2 separate regions of the Homo sapiens genome follow, and region 1 is linked to region 2. The links are chromatin contacts, found by Hi-C or POLR2A ChIA-PET in ENCODE. All regions are on one chromosome and are shown on one strand. The core of a region is the stretch at or near the end of the contact, and the rest is flanking DNA. Distances in the headings are between cores, read along the strand shown. Region 1 holds the start of TEX10 (testis expressed 10). Region 2 holds the start of TMEFF1 (transmembrane protein with EGF like and two follistatin like domains 1).

Region 1 (5,527 bases), core at 373-2,872, 120 kb after region 2:
CTGTAAAGCCAGCAGAATCATGAGCCAATTAAACCTCTTTTCTTTGTAAATTACCCAGTCTCAGGTATTTCTTTATAGCCATGCAAGAACAGCCTAAGGGAAGGCCCTAGAAAGGACTCTGGGTTTTACTCGAAGTGAAATAGGGAGCCATTAAAGGGTTTTGAGCCAAAGAGTGATCTGATCTAACCTAGATCTTAAAATAATCACACAGCTGCTCTGCTGATACCAGACTGTAGGGGGAAGAAGGACAATAAGGGAAGCAGGAAGATGTGTTTGCAGGCTTTTTGCAGTGATCAAGAAGCGGCTTGGACCAGAATGGTAGCAGGGGAGGTGTGTTAACTGGTGAAAGTTAGGATGTCTTTAAAGGTAGAGTCAATCTCCAGATGGATTAGATGTGAGGTGTGGAACAAAGAGGCCAAACCAAAAACCCAAAGGTTTCTGCTTGAGTAACTGCAAGGACAGACTTACTATTTGAGATGAATAAGCTGTAGGAAGAGTAGATTTCAAGGGGAAAATCATCAGTAGCTCTGTTTTGGACAAGTTGACCTTGAGATGTATACTGGATATCTGAAGGAAACATTGAAAAAACTGTTGGATACAAGTTTGGAGTTCCAGGGACTTGTCTGGTTGGCAATAAATCTTTCCTCTTCTGATCTAGTCTCATAGCTTTAAACAGAATATAATGCCACATAATGCCAATGACTCCCAAATATTTATGGTTATGGTCGATTCCAGGCAGATTGTGGTGATGTGGCCATATTGCCAGCAAAGGGAGGTCAGGGTTTCTAGCGCTGCCTCTTTATCTCCGATTATGGAACAGGCATGGTTTTAGTTCCAGTGCTTGGGTCTCCCTGGATTTAGACATCATTCCTTTGAATTCCCACCCAATATAATGAGGGTCAATATCTTCGCTAGCTTTACTAAGTCTTAATTATCTGGTGAGGTGTAGACACAAATTTGAATCAAGGTCTGAAGTCCTTACCTGGGGCTCTTTCTTCCATGCCATCATGCCAGTCTTTGTGAAGACATTTTTCAAAGGCTCATTCTTCTTACCTCTTTTCTAGGAATTTTAGTTTATTTCTTTACTTAACTTCAGAAATTAATTTCTCACTTCATTTTAGTAGCAGGAATGTTAGTGCTGAGAAACTGAGATGTTAGGGAGAATCCTTGACCAAGACTTCCAGGCTCTAGATACTAGGTGTGTCTTGCTCTAATTAAGGAAATCTTATCTGCTCCATCTTAGCCCAGTTTAACGTCCCCAGGAATTCCATCTTCTGCAGTCCTAAACTTTTCCCTTTTTCAATTCAGTGCAACTTATACTCTTCTCTGAAAGTGGCTCCAGGTCTGAAGAACTGTGGTCTGGGAGGAATAGAAAAGCATGCTCAGCTATAACCAGGCCCACATCCCCTAAGTTGCCTGCCCACCAAGTTACGGGCCGGACTTATGCGCCACGCTTTGTCCGGGGACCTCGCGCTGTCCTCCCTCCGGTTCCCACAGAGCAGGGGGCTTCCGGCGGGGTACCCTCCTCTGTGGGCGGGGCCTACCGCTCCCGCTCCCGCCTCCCCGGTTGCGCGCGGCTGCGGGCTGCGATCACGTGAGCACAGCAGGGAGGGGGAGGGGCCCTGATTTCCGGGCGGCGGAAGGAGACGCGGCCGCGTGAGGACGAGGCTATTTGAAAACACGCTCCGGGAGCTAGAGCCTGAGGTCGGCGGCGCACGCTGTTGCCCCGTGGGCTTCTGCTCCCTCGCTTGTCTTCTCGGGCTTCTCGCCCCGGCCGCGGCCGGGTCCTCAGGTAAGCGGCCGTCGCCCGTCGGGCCGGGTCCTCCCGGGGCGCGGGACTGAGCGTGGTGGGGCCGTCGCCCCCCGATCCGCGGCCCAAGCGGGCAGGGTCGGCCGTGCACGATTTGCGTCCCCCGGGTCTGGGCCGCGGCGTCCCTCCGAGCTGGGCCTGGGTGTGCGGCCGGCACTGCGGGGGCGGGACCCCCTAGGGCGTTTGCGGAGCTTCAGGTGACTGGGCGGGTTCGCCTGGTTTCGGGTCCGAGAGAGTTTTAGCCCGGAGTGTGTGAATCGGGCCCCACTTCCCCGACTCTGGTCCTGGCCGGCGTCCCTTGGAGTAGGAGGAACGATGGTTTCCTAAAACCCATGGTGTGTTCGCCTCTGGGATGGATGCAGGACCGAATACGGAGTGGGGATGAGCTGGCGTCCCCTGTTCCGTCCTCTGGTCGCCCAGGCGGGAGAGTTAAGCGAGCGGAAGGGGACTACCAGTTTTCTGGGGTCGCCCCTGCCTGGGCCATTTGCTTTTTGGGAAGTCTGTCGCCTCTGGTTGGCCCCTCAGTGGAGTTTGGAGGAACTCATGAGTTTAAGGGTTTGGGGAGGAAATTATCAAAGGCCGAGTGCAGTACGATCGTTCTCTCTGATTTTTTTTGGAAAAGAAGGTGGAAATGAGGAAGGGTAAGAAGGTGGCAGGCAAACTATTTATAGTTGGAATTTAGTTCGATTGAAATCCTAAAAACGCTAGGATCTGCCTTTTGTTGGAATTAGAAAAGACCTACAGTAGGAATGTGTGACATTCAGCTTTGAAACTATTGGGGATCGCAAACCTAAGGACTAGTGATGTGAGCTCCTCCTCTGAGACTGGCGTTCCTACCTTTTGCTAAAAACCGGCTACTGTAAAAGTGGCTTAGTGGGACTTTTTGATTTGCTGTGTTATGAAAATCTTTGTTATAAGTTAAAGTCAATTACTAGTAGAACTTTGAGAGTTCTTCGCATGAAAATGCTTTGTATCCCGTAATAATATTACTAGGTTTGAAAAGTCAAGGAAGGTCAATCAGCCTTCTTAATTTTCCTAACAGAGAAAGCATTAATGTGACTAATACAAAGCGATAGATAATATGGCATGAAGTTGACAGTAGACTGTTGAAGATCTATCAGGTGGTTAATGGCTAAATAGAACCCACAGGAGTGGAGGAGGAAGGGAGTTAATTTTTCTGAATGTCCTGTACCATTTACTTTCGTGTCTAGTACCAGCTAGTAATAAAATTGTAGGAAAAGCTCACAAAGTGTGCTTGCTTAATTAATGAAAACCATTTTTGTATTAAAAGAGGCCAGGTGAGTATCATGGCCTTCTTTTTAGGCCTTATTCCCTCCCACCCACCCACCCACCGACCCCCAGCTTTTTTTTTTGTTTTGTTTTGTTTTTTAAGACTAAGGTAACTAGAGGTGTGGGTGAGATGAAAATTTGGTAATAGGGACAAATGAAATAAGCCAAACTGTTTTGCCACGAAGACTTCCAGTCTTCAGGTTAATTCTGGTATGTTAAAGGTGGTTTTGCAGAGCTCAGTTCTGTGAATGAATCCCTTTTCAACTTCTTGATAAAGGCGTGACTTCCAAACTTTTCTGAGGTACATTGTTAAAATGGGTTTAGTTCCACCTACCTTGCATGGTTCTGTGCAGATTGTATACTGAGGTACACAATGCATCTAGTACCGGGCTTGGTATGTCCTGATCCTGAGACTTGAGGGACACGCACATGTTTATGCTTTGAGCATACGTATTTAACCATGTACCAGGCACAGTTCTGAGTGTTTTACAATTGTGTATGATTATCCCTATTTTGTAGATAGAAATTGGGACAGTGTACAGCTGGAAGGCGTCAGAGTTTGGATAAAAGCCTAATCAATCTGGTTGTAGAATTGGTTCTTAACCTGTGGGAAATCCTACCTCATGGCGATCTAATATAACCCTGTAATTAAGTAAATTTGGATATATTGTCATAGCTGATTGGCTTCTGAATTCCTTGAACTTGAGCTGTTCAGTATTGCACTGGCCATTTTATTAATATTGTAATAAAGGAAACTTTCGTTTTACCCATTTTTTTATACCCTCATGTGTAGCATTGTCACTTTTTATGGCCAGGCACAGGATAATTATGATAAACCAGGAGATTAGCAGAAGTTTTATATATTCCAGAGGTACTTACCCTATTCAAGTGGTGTACAGTATTGTTCTCAGGTGTGGAAAAGGCTTCAAGAAGAATTTAGCTGGTTCCAGGTAGAAGAGGCTATTGTTTTAGATAGAGATTAGCTTGTGGGAAGATAAAGCTGGAGAGGATGGATGGGGCCACATTAGGAAGGACCTCATATGTCCTGCTAAGGAGGTTTTACTATGTATGAGGAATAGAACAGCTGAGAACTCTTGAGTCTTGGTCATGAGATCTGTGTTCAGAGAGAGCTGTTTCGTAAAGGGCCAGTGGACTAGAGAGGAGACACTAGATAGTAGGCAGGAGTACCAGTGGGGAAGGTATTGAATGGTAGAAATAAAGGACTTCTTGAAAGTAGTGGCCTGGAAATGGGTAAGAGACACAGATCAAAGATTTCATGTGTAAGTGCAAGGTTTGGAATGTGGTATAGAGGGGGAGGAAGTACAAGATGGCATGGTGTTATGCCTGAGTTATTTATTATAATAGTGGCTTAGCTGGTCTTTGTTCCTTATCCCCCTATTACATTATATTTCTTTTTATGCTGCTTTTTATCCTTTTTGGGGACCAAGGGGGAATACTGTTTTCTGTTTAGTCTGAGGTTTATTCACTTTTGCTGTGCTAGGTTTATCCCCTACACCTGATCTTTACCTTGTTTTCCTTGCTCTTGAAAGGCCTATTATTCTCCTTGCTGTGTATTTGAATATTACCCATTTTTCACATGCTCAGCTTAGGTTCATAAATCTTTTTCTAATGGTTATAGGCTGCATTAAAGAATAACATTGGTTTTCCAACTTTGTTTGGTATTGCTAGAGAAGTTCCTCCGAGGCTCTTACGAAGCCCAGGAGCACACCAGCAGATACAAGTTACATCTCTAGGAAGTCTGTGCTGCTCTCCTACACTCGAACAAAGGAAAACAAAAAAAAAACACATTTCAGAAGGTTTCCCTTTAGCATATAGCTTGACAAAAGGTTCTGTGACCCAAAAAACTTTGCAAAACCGTGGCAAGACTGTTGCCTTGTTACAGTATTTTATCACTAAACTGAGTTTTTAATAGTTCTTAACAGCATTTTTTAATATTTTGATCTTTCAGCATAATCAGATTCTTGATTACGATTGAAATAAATGTTACAGTAGTATGTGTTGGAAAGTGCCTTTTTTCATAATTTATTCTTGTCTCTATCCATTGCTTTTAATTAATTCTTTTCATTATAGTAGTCGAGAATGACTAAAAAAAGAAAACGCCAACATGATTTTCAAAAAGTAAAATTGAAAGTTGGTAAAAAGAAGCCCAAGTTACAAAATGCTACTCCTACAAACTTTAAAACAAAGACTATACATCTGCCTGAGCAACTCAAAGAGGATGGAACACTTCCAACAAACAATAGAAAACTTAACATAAAGGTAAATCATAAATCATGTTTTGACAAAATAAGATTTTCTTTGGAATCGTGTAGAATGTTATATTTTTGTGAAAATTTGTCTAAACTCTTAGAGTAAATAGTTTGCCTAGGGTCTTAGGGTTTATTGATGTTTGGAGTTTATCTTTTA
Region 2 (5,880 bases), core at 740-3,239:
TATAAAGGTTGTCCGGCAGATTCCCAGTGGCCTTATGTTCCTCCCTCCTCCCCCTACTCCGCCTTGGTTTAAAGAAGACAAGAGAAGGCTCCAGAATTGATAAAAGGGCAAGTTAGCAAGGATGTGGCTTATGATCACTAGCATCTGCTAGGCCAGCTCCAAGAAGACCCTCCACTCAAAAAATGAGACCTGAATGCCTGTCTTTGCCCCAGGGCCATAATCCTTGTGCGCCTCTGGGACCCCTTTAGAAATGAAGAGGAACTTTACTGCTGGGACCCTCCTCCCCAGTGTTATCCACTAAAGCCTCAGCAAGCTCTTTGTTTCCAACAGCTGTGGGGGGGCAAGCGGCCTTGGAGAGAGGGGAGAGGTCACTCCCTTGCTCCCCGCTGCTGCCAGAATCCAGGCCCTCCCGCAAAACACACACACACAGGCACGACATCTTCCCTGGGACCCAATTCTCTCTTTCCACACTTTAATAACCCAGGGTTACACCTTGCTACACAAGGGCATTCCCTGAGACCTAATTTCCTCTTTCTACATCCAAACCCTACACAGGATGATGACTCCCAAGCCTCCTCCCCTTTGAAAAGACATAAATGGGGTTCGCTATAGGGCACCCATCCCTCCTCTTCAATGCATACCCCAGGGTGACTAACTGAGCCCCAGGCTTCACACACAACACACAAAAACACAGGGTCACTTCCTGGGCCCTGGGACTTTCCCCGCTCATATCCACAGACCCGAGGTCACTCTAAGCCCCCAGATCCCATCTCAGAACCCAAAGAACACACACGCGCGCGCGCGCGCACACACACAGTCACTCTGCATCGCCAAACCGCGTCCTCAAGACAACCCGTTCCCTTTATCCACACGACCCCCACCCCCGAGACCCCCAGTGCCTTAAGGAAGAATCTCCCCAGCACATCAGCACATGGTCACTCCCCTGCCCTCACCCCGCCCAGCCCCCTCGCCGTCTCCCACCCACCGCACTCTGCACACACACACACAGATCCCTGCCTGGGGCCGCCCTCCCTCCCCTCAGCCTTCACAACACAAACACACGCTCCCGCGAGCACACCCACGACCACACCGGGAGCCCCGGCCGGCCGCTCAGCCTCGCCGGCCCCGGCCCCGGCCCCACCGCCTCCCCACACGCCGGGCCGCCCTCGCCCAGCCACTCGACACACTCGGACGCACCCACGGCCACTCCCATCCCCAGCGCCGGTCCCAAAGCCACACCGCACGCTCGCGCCCTGCCCTCCGCCCTCGCTCACCCTCGGGCCCACCCCTGGGACCCCCACGACGGGGTCTTTCCCAGCCCGGCCGACCGCAGGGACCACGAGGGAGGCGGCAACGGAGGGGTGGGAAGACCTAGGGCCGGCTCCGACCGGTCCTACCTGAGCAGTTGATGCTCTTGCCTTTGCCGCCGGGACAGTCCCCGCCGCTGCCGCCGCCACCACCCGGGGGCTGGTTGGACGCGCGGCTCCCGGGCAGAGAGAAGGCGAAGAGCAGAAGCACCGACGTGTAGCAGCAGAAGGCGAGCGGAGGCGCGGCAGGCAGCCGGAGCGGCGCCTCAGCGGCTGCGGCGCCCATGACTGGTGCCCCTGGACGGCGGGAAGCGCAGGGAGCCGCAGGCCGGGGGCATCCAGCCGCGCGCCCAGAGCCCCGCCGCTGCCTCGGTGCCTCCTAGCAGCCGCGCCGCTGAGCCGGGGAGCAGCCCGTCAGCATCCCCGCCCCACCCGCAGCGTCCGCCAGGCCCGGGCCCGCGGCGCTCGGGACGGAGTCGGCGGGTCCGGGCGCGTGCGAGGGTCGCGGGCGCGCAAGGGTGCGCGCGAGGGTGCGAGCCGGCGTGGGGGACACCGCGGCGAGGGGAGCGGGCGGGCGCGCGCGCGGCGGGCGGGGGTCGCGGGCCGGAGGCAGGCCCAGCCTCTTGCTCGCCTCCTCGCCTTCCCTTTGTGTCCGTGGCCGTTGCCACCGCGTCACAAAGACCCCGGCCCGCCCGGTGAGGGGCGCGTGACGGAGCCGCCGGCGGGAGGGGTGGCTGCGACCCCGCCCCGCGCACACCCCCAGCTCCCGCGCCGACAGCTCCGCCCCCGGCCGCGGCCGGCGCCGCCTCCAGGGGAGCTATTGTTCCTGCGACAGGGCAGGGGCGCGGGGGCCGGGGTTGGGGCCACCCCTCGGCGGTAGGCTGCACCGTAGCAGACTTGTTTGCCGCCCTTTGTGAGCTGTTTTTGAAGCGTTTCCTTCGCCCAGCAGCAGGGCTGGGAATGAGGGCAGGTGGTCTGTCATATATCTATAATAGTTTTTAGGTGGAAGAAACTGAGTCACGGAAGAGGTAAAGGTGACTTGTCCAAGGTTGCATACCAAGAAATGGGCAGGACCAGGATGGGAGCCCAAGTTCTGACTCTAGCCATGCAGTTCTCAGAGATGTTGGGTGAATGGTTAGATTTCTAGGTTCCTCATCCCCACCTCATTCCCGTAGACTCACATACAAGTGAGTGAAAATAGTTTTACAAAAGTCTGTGTTGCCCTCTCCCCCTAACAAAAGCTGAGATTCAGAGAGGATTTTCTAATATACAAGGCCTGGTGAAAGCTCTTTATGTGCATTCTCTTCAATTATTTTTTTACAGGCCTCGGAGGGAGTTTTCGTTCTTATCTCCATTCTACAGATGAGGAAGTAGGGACCCAGAGAGGCAAGGTGATCTGACTCCCAGTCCAGTGCTCTTCCTACCACATCCTGCTAGGTGATAACTAGACATAGGTACTAAGATCATGGACTGAATTGTGTGAAAGTCCTCTGCCTTTTTCATTCTATTATATTGCATCCCACCCCAGAAGGAATTTTAAGTCTCATTGAAAAACTGATCAATTTGATTCATAAAATTAAGAAATGTGTGAAAAGCCACCGCAAGCAAAGCCACATTAGGAAAAATGTCTTCAGTGCAAATATGAGACAATATACTTAATATAAAGTTATATGTCAAGAAGAAAAAGTTAACATAATAGAAAAATAGGAAGCTTGACTCTTATTCACAAAAAGTACAGACAATAAATACATGAAAACAGATTTGAACCCACTAGTAATAAAAGATTAAAACCACAAAACTCTGGCCAGGGGCAGTGGCTCACACCTGTAATCCCAGCACTTTTAGAGGCCGAGGTGGGCGGATCACCTGAGGGCAGGAGTTCGAAACCAACCTGGCTAACATGGTGAAACCCCGTTTCTACTAAAAATAGAAAAAATTAGCCAGGCATGGTGGCGCGCACCTGTAACGCCTATAATCCCAGCTACTTAGGAGGCTGAGGCAGGAGAATCGCTTGAACCCGGGAGGTAGAGGTTGCAGTGAGCAGAGATTGCACTATTTCACTCCAGCTTGGGCAACAAGAGCGAAACTCCATCACACACACACACGCACACACAATTATTTTCCCTTTGGATGATTAACAAGAGTTAAAAGAATTGGCAGACTGAGCACTACTAATTTATACATTTTAGGAGGGCAATTTGACTATGTATCAAAAAACCTTTAAAATATGTTTACTCTTTAGCAATTCCATTTATTGGAATTTATCTAAAGGATAACTGGATAAGCACACAAAAATGTATACATTAGGATGTTCATCACAGCCTTTATAACTTAAATGTCCATCAGTGGGGACTAAAGTACGGTACCTCTTAGTACAATGGAGTATTATGCAGCTTTAACAATGATGATAATTAGGTTAGCGTTTACTGACATGGAAAAAGCAGGATACTGATGAGTAATAGGAAAACCCTATTTTTCTAGAATATATATAATGTGTACACATCCCTAGGAGAAAAAAGTGAAGAACACTATACAGCAATATATTAACAGTGGTTATGTCTGAAAGACCAGCTTATGAGTAATAATTACCTATAATTACCTGTTCTTTATATTTTTCTCTGTGATCTGAATTTTTATCTTTTTTTTTTTCTAACAGGGTCTCACTTCGTCACCCAGGCATGATCACAAGACTCTGTCTCAAAGAAAAAAAAAACTATTTTAAATAGTACTTTCATTATACTTTTTATACAAATAAATTCACATTTTTTAACATTTTATTAAGACTCGCCTCACACGTCTAAACTGTTAGTGGCATGCCAAATGTTAGAACTAAAATTGAACTTCTGGCTTTTCTGAATATTGTGGGATCTCAGGTTCCTAACTGCTAAGCCACAGCTAAGGCTTTTTCTCAGACCTTCAGCAGCTTCTCTGCTAAGGTTGACCTCTTCCATGCTTCATTCCTGACCTGTGTCTTGGCTCTCCAAGCCCCAGTATTCTGCCTTGAATTTTCATTTCACTGCTCACCATAGCCCAGGCAGAAATACTAAGAGAAGTCAACCATTAAATAAAAAGCAAAAAATCGGAGGGAGTGGGTGGCTCACATTTGTAATCTCAGCACTTTCTGAGGCCGAGGCAGGAGGATTGCTTGAAGCCAGGACTTCGAGACCAGACTGAACAACATAGTGAGACCTTGTCTCTACAAAAAAAAAAAAAAAAAAATTTAATTAGCCAGTGTGGTGGTGTGCACCTGTAGTCTTAGATATTCAGGAGGCTGAGGTGAGAGGATCACTTGCACCCAGGAGTTCAAGGTTACAAGTGAGCTATGATCATGCCACTGTACCACCTGGGCACTGGGCAACAGAGCAAGTAAAAAAAAAAATCCTGGGGCCATAAGTCACAAATTAATTTACATCTGCATCTTTCCCCAAATCAGCTAAAACAAATTCAATACAGATTTCTTGAAAAGAACTCTGCTTCAGAAACAGAATTTGTCTGACTTTGATCATATAATCTCAGAGAGGGAAAAGGTTGTTAGAAGTGAATTAATGTAACACCCATGACATGCCTTAATACTGGTGACCCCAAAATATCAGATAGCAAAAGGCTGTGGGACTCACTACCTAAATACCACCCAGTGAATTTTTACAGGATGTAGATTTCTGAACAGTACTCCAAACATTCTAGGTGATGCCCAAGTATCTCTTATTTATTTTAAAGTTGTCTAGATAATTCAGATGCACTGTCAAGTATGGAAAACCCTGAACCTGATCAGTCAGCTATTGCTCCCTAACAAACCACCATAAAATCTCAGCAGCATGCCACAAGGAGCATTCATTTCTCATAGGTTTAGAGGTTGACTGGGGGTTGGCTGGTTGATCTAGGCTAGGCTTGGGTGGATGGCTTTGCTTCAAGATACAGGTTCAGCTGGGTTTGGCTCCTATGTGCTGGTTGAGCTCTGGTTCATTATTCTAGTATTCATTCTGGGGATGGGACCCAGGAAGAACTCTTGTCACGGAGATGGCAGTGGTACAAGGGGGCACACCCAACTGTGCTAGCACTTTTTACACACTGCTTGTATATGTCTGCTAAAATCTCACTGGCTAAGATCAGTCCTATAGCCGAGCTCAAAGACAAGGGATAGGGAAGTTTATTCTCCTTATGGAGGTAAGTGAGAGGGAGTAAATAGGAAGTGAATATTTTAAAACAAAAATCTATCAGAGATCTTATATTGAACATCATTAGTTATGCTCTACCAGAATGTTTTCAGTTCCAAGTAACAGAAAACCCCAATCCAAGTTAAGGTAAACAAAAAGGGATTTATTGGCTCAGGTTTAAAAAAAAAAAAATGCCAGAGGTAGTGCCCTCTCTTATGAGTTGATTTCTGTTCTCAATTAAGCTTCACTCATGGAAAACATTGCATTCCTTCAAGAAACCCTTATGAGCATTTGCTGCACACCAGAGTAGCCTCTGTGGGCAAGAGATCCTGCCCTCACTGTGTGGGAGAGAAGGAGACACTTGAAAATTAACAACTACAACTCAGTGTGATAAATACTAAATATAAATGGAGTGAGGG

Evidence for each region. Hi-C counts contacts between places; a loop is a spot of excess contacts on that map. ChIA-PET counts read pairs that join two places held with the same protein, here RNA polymerase II (POLR2A). Pooled maps may share reads with other maps.
Region 1: a loop to region 2 is called in a pooled map, with 11 times the contacts of the local background. The contact joins the promoter of TEX10 here to the promoter of TMEFF1 in region 2. A Hi-C loop is called at or near these places in 1 of 168 maps with a recorded cell type or tissue (gastrocnemius medialis) and 12 of 50 pooled maps. POLR2A ChIA-PET finds 5 or more read pairs at or near these places in 5 of 52 experiments (H1, WTC11 and activated CD4-positive, alpha-beta T cell).

The regions. Positions count from the first base shown.
Region 1 is chr9:100,349,037-100,354,563 of GRCh38, reverse strand. It overlaps TEX10 (testis expressed 10), which reads left to right and starts at 1,622. Exons shown (of 15, transcript NM_017746.4): 1 at 1,622-1,792; 2 at 5,192-5,380. The coding sequence starts at 5,201. It overlaps LOC105376177 (a long non-coding RNA gene), which reads right to left and starts at 1,514. Exons shown (of 4, transcript NR_188642.1): 1 at 983-1,514; 2 at 469-567. RefSeq lists enhancers at 1,295-1,929, 2,334-2,383 and a silencer at 1,444-1,993.
Region 2 is chr9:100,469,258-100,475,137 of GRCh38, reverse strand. It overlaps TMEFF1 (transmembrane protein with EGF like and two follistatin like domains 1), which reads right to left and starts at 1,989. Exons shown (of 10, transcript NM_003692.5): 1 at 1,398-1,989. The coding sequence starts at 1,593. All of the region lies in intron 1 of MSANTD3-TMEFF1 (MSANTD3-TMEFF1 readthrough), which reads right to left. It overlaps LOC124902237 (a long non-coding RNA gene), which reads left to right and starts at 2,248. Exons shown (of 3, transcript XR_007061702.1): 1 at 2,248-2,335; 2 at 2,631-2,761; 3 at 3,964-4,088. RefSeq lists silencers at 1,204-1,363, 1,674-1,733, 2,014-2,173.